Regions from separate parts of the Homo sapiens genome. Here region 2 is linked to region 1. A link is an interaction called in ENCODE POLR2A ChIA-PET data of the cell type or tissue named here. Cell type or tissue: MCF 10A. All regions are shown on one strand.

Region 1 (2,500 bases):
TTAAGTGGCTTGTTAAAAAACCCAGCATAATTTTGTTTCTGAGATGCTATTGCGGAGAATGCTTCTGAGGGTATTGAATCTACAAGTTTATTCTGCAATGAAATCCTTTTTCATGGATTTTATTGTTCATTATAAGCATGTTATTACAAAAGCAATGTTTCCTATAAACAGAACTGGGACTAGATGACACATTACTGAAGCAAGCCAGAAATGTAAATAATCAAACGGTTTTTGTTTACTTTTCTGCAATGATCATGAAATCATACTGACCTAACATCTTATCATTTATTTATTTATTTTTCGTGTGATATACTTTTTTCTTTATCTCTAGTGCCATTCAATGGTCGTTTGTAGCTAAATGAACTCTGCTTTGCTCTCTTGGGCTACAGAAACTCTATTGTTTCACTTAGTCAATGATGTGGTTTCAAAGGCCATAGAGTACTCCTTATGGAAGTTTTAGGGATAGCATAATTGCTCACTGTTATCAGTGAAAGCGATCTTTGAGGACATCTGGGAATCTGATCTTCCCTCAAAACTAGGACAAATCATGAGTAAACTGATCGACAAACATGATCATTTGTAATTGAATTAAAACAAAGTAACATCTAAATCTAAATAACAAAGCTTCTCTAGGCCATGAATAGAGAGATATTCAGCTATTTAACTTTTTAAATAGCTCTGTTGACCATACCTCTGGTCAACATTAAAGCTTAAGTATCAGGTCCCCGACTCTCTAAATACTTGGCAAATGAACATCACCTACTCCTCTTCCCCACTGCTACTTACTCCACCTAAGAAATACCTTAATCCTTCATCTAGTATTCTTCTCTCCATCTTCCTCGGGCTTCCTCTCAAGAGTCCCCAATGTCTTCTTGAGAGATAATTATGCCTGTAGCTCAGGGACTCAAAGTAATCACCAGGCTTGGCATGAAAGAATGCTGGAATGCAAACTGAAGTGCGAAGCAACAAAGATTCAGTGCAGATATTATGAAAAGGGAATGCATTATAGCAATTACTCAGTTGGCCTGATTTCTGCCAGCCTACAGGATACAGCAAAGAGGCCAAAGCATAAACACCACCTAGTATTAGTCATCATGACTCATTGACATTTGGTGTTCAGGACCCAGTGGAAGTCTTTGCATAGAGATCTAGAAGCTTTGGTAACAAAGCTTCTAGAAAAGAAAAACAAAGCTCATAGACTTTTTGGCTTTTATTCAGTATAACATCAACTTCTCCCTGTGTCTCCCTTTAAAGTTGGAGGTTACAATACGTAGCTGTGTTTAGAGAAGCTTAATCATAAAATATCATGTAAAGTTGTGAAGTGCTGCTAGAGTGAACAGTTAGTTCGTTTAATGAGAGTCAGTTGCAACTGACAATGAGGTTGAGAGTGTGATTGCTGCTTGGGCTGCAGGCACTCACGCTGTCACAGTCTATAACCCGAATCCCCACCAGCCACCTATTAATGCTTGATTTTTATCACAGGGGATGAAGAAAATAGCACAGAATCATCAACATAACTTGAGAAAATTCTAAGTACAAATGTAGCCTGCATCATCAAAAAGACATGACAAGGAGGAAAAGGGGAAAACTATACATGTTTTGGAAGAAAGTTCTAGCTTTCCTAGAACTGGCCTCATTTGCCTCAAACAGTCCTAGTGTATGTGATTTTCCTGAAGTCATTATCAATTTCACTCTGAAATTGAACCAGTTTGCACAATGAATTATACAGTCTCATTCTCACTTTATCCAATTTGACATGACTCAGAAGTGTGAGAAAGCAGATTTATTTAGAGCATCTTTGATGTGTCTTGTGTTTCACATGTGCTACATAAAGAATCTGTATTAACTGTATTATTTAAACAAAGTAAAGCAATACATTCTATTGGATGGTGTCAATACACAGCGATGAAGGTGCTTAATTACATAAAGGATCATTACTTTTAATAATCATGTAAGTATTTTAATCCTGATTTTAGTAGTTTTCTAGCAATTTTTCATAAGTTACATAAAGTTACTGGAAAAGGATTCTTAGAAGTGAAACTTACAGAATTAAAAAAAAATTCTAAACTCTAGATGAGCCAAACTGTTTCACTTATTCTGACCCCTAACATCCACACAGCTGAATGGAGATAACCAAAATTATCCGATGAACTGTCCCATGTCCCAGTTGGTAGCTTAAGGCACTGAATAATGGAATCCATTGAGTGCTAAATACATCAATTATCTATTATAATTGTTATAATAATTCTGTTATAATTGTTCTGAACACTGGCAACTTTAATTAAGGAACAAGGTTGTAGTATTGGATAATGTTATGAGCTAAAAGACAATTGTTTCTAGTTTTCTTTTCTATAATTTTTTTGTGCCAGACATATTCATGCATTTTGCTCAAGGTGATTTCCTTAGACAAGGAATTTAAGCCAGACTTATTCATGGCAGCCAAATGTGACCATGCTATGCCCTCTTCTCACATACTACCAATTGTGGCAGCAGAATGGAT
Region 2 (2,500 bases), 77 kb before region 1:
ATTTGCCTAACTTTGGGTTTGTTAACAAAGGACAAAAAAAAAAAAAAAAAAAAAGAGCTCTTCCATAATCTGTAGAGTCTCAGACATGCTGTCGTCCTGTTTACTGATGATAACAACTCGTTGACACATGGCAAACTACAGCATCTTGATTCACTTATGGGGCGGTTCAAGGTCAGCCACATACTAGTTACAAGAATATAGCCACATTATGTGATTTGATTCAAGAGACTAGCTCACTCTTCTCTGGTTTCCAATGAAATGATTTTTTAAAAGGACTTTCATAGCCATGGCAGTGTATGTGTTGTAAAGGGATTATGCACAAATCCTACTTGTGGCTAGCGTGTGCTCCTCCTGGGAGGTAGATAGATAAAAGTTACAATGAATGAGAATAGGTGTTTACCTACAATGACCTTAGGTCATGTAAGTGGAGGAAAACCTTGAATCGTGTTTTATAGGAAATATCACTGTCCTTAATCAGAGGTGGTTCCTTTCTCTCCTCCAGGGAACATTTGGCAATGTCTGGGATTGTTTTTGATTGCCGCGACTGGGGGACTGATGGGGAGGAGTGGATTCCTGGCATCTAATGAGTAGAAGCTAGGGATGCTGCCAAGCATCCTGCAACGCACAGAACAGCCCCAGCCCAACAATTATTCAGCCTCAAATGCTAGTAGTGGTTGAGAAACCTCGGCATAAAAGATGAAAACAGTAAAATGAGCACTAATGTCAAACGCTGGGAGAATAAGAGAGGGGAGGAGGTGCCAGAAGTGGTCAGCACTGTCCATTCAAAGAAAACTGGGGAGTGAGCGAATGCTAGAGTCCTTTCACGTGGTTCCTGGAGGTGCAACAGGATTCAACCTAAAGAAACTTCCAGGGCTGCCTACCCCACTTACAACCTTCTGCACGCAGTGGCCAGAAATTATTAAAAAGTATCCGGTAATATTAATCCGTATGATAAAAAGGTACCCTGCTGTTCAGATTAAACCTTGCAATGGTCCATGACCCAGAGACTACCAAAATGGTGCATCATGGCTACTAGGTAAATGTTCCTTTAATGAACAAAAGAATAATTGGATTTTAATTGAATGAATAAACAAATGAGCTATTTCTGGATGTCCGCACTTGGAGAGGTTTACTGACTCTTTCTTAGTCACTAAACCCAGCAGGAGTGGCTTAATGACTCATACCTTAGGGATTTTAAGGGAGGGATGCAGACCTCAGAGCTTCTGATATGCACGGAAGCATCCAGCTCACCTGTCTTCTCTTAACCCCATTAAATTAATTCTCCGCGTTGCAGCCGTATCGCTGCCTAAAAATATTCATCATAGCACCCATTCCTACAGGCTACAGTTTAATTATTTAGTATTGTGTTCAATACCATCCTTGATCCCAAATTAACCCCCTCTTCTTTCATGTTTTGCTACCTTCCATCACCTGTTTAATGCTCTGATCATTTCCTGCCCCCATGTGTTTCATCCTTCCATACCTTTCCTCCTATTGTTCTGTTGGCCTTCGATAAAAACCTCCATTTACGCTTCAGGTTAACTCCCACTCCCACTCCAATGAGATAATCATCTCCACTGGGCAGTGTCCATGGAAACCTTTGTTTAGACTAAATATCTTATTTTCCTGTTCTCTTTCAGCGTCTTTAAACGTCATCATGATAGCGTCATCATTAAGTTGATGGTATTACGGTGATTTTCAAACTGTGCTGAGTTGTTCATTTCGTTCAGGCTCCATAGCATGTGACAATGACAGAGAGAAGTAAATGGAATTCTGAGTCTGACCTCTCTTCAAATGTGGAAACTTTGCTTTCATCAGTTTTAGATAGGATTACCCATGTAAGACATGATTTAAAGAAAGTTATCTGCAGCAACATCAATGAAGAGTAACAAAACAACTGAAAATATTATAATATGATTTTTAAATTATCTGCCTGTGGTACTTTTATAAAGTCTGCAATGCCATGCACCAAACATAATGCTTAGAAATAAAACGTAGGTGTTGAACTGAATAGATTTTACCCACCAAAAGCACTGAATTAATGGTAGGTAATGATAATAATAATATTTTTTATTCTAAGTATTCAAAGTCAATGTTTTTATATGTAGCAAATGATCACTAAATAACATGTATATATGTGTGTGTGCATATGTGTGTAAATATAGAAAGTTATATATTGCATATTTAACTTTCTCTAAATGTAGATATAAATGTGTATATATGTACACATATACTGATATGTACACTTATCATCTCCCTACAAAAATACTTCTTTATTCGAAATTGTAAAATGATGCTGAATCTTCAAATCCTGCTCCCCATTTGCATTTCGTTAAGGAATTTCAGGATTTACTTACAAAACCACATTCTGAAAAGTGGTTTGTAAGTGTTGTTGCACGTGAGAATTCAACGTAATTATCTATTGTCATCAGAATAGACATGAAGGATTATGAGAAGTTCTTTTTGTCATGAAGCCCATGCTGATCCCATATCACATGGG

The links. Peaks named below come from ENCODE experiments on the same cell type or tissue, not always from the same donor. Only the 100,000 strongest peaks of a DNase experiment are listed, where the experiment ranks them.
Region 2: POLR2A ChIA-PET joins it to region 1 with 6 read pairs; 1 of 35 experiments calls an interaction of 5 or more read pairs at or near these places.

The regions. Positions count from the first base shown.
Region 1 is chr6:9,481,179-9,483,678 of GRCh38, forward strand. No RefSeq gene overlaps it. Among named protein-coding and RNA genes, the nearest start is that of HULC, 830 kb to the left of the region's middle. In MCF 10A, no CTCF peak of the experiment used is centred here; a DNase peak (open chromatin) is centred at 1,073.
Region 2 is chr6:9,404,399-9,406,898 of GRCh38, forward strand. No RefSeq gene overlaps it. Among named protein-coding and RNA genes, the nearest start is that of HULC, 750 kb to the left of the region's middle. RefSeq lists an enhancer at 420-1,619. In MCF 10A, no CTCF peak of the experiment used is centred here; a DNase peak (open chromatin) is centred at 1,173.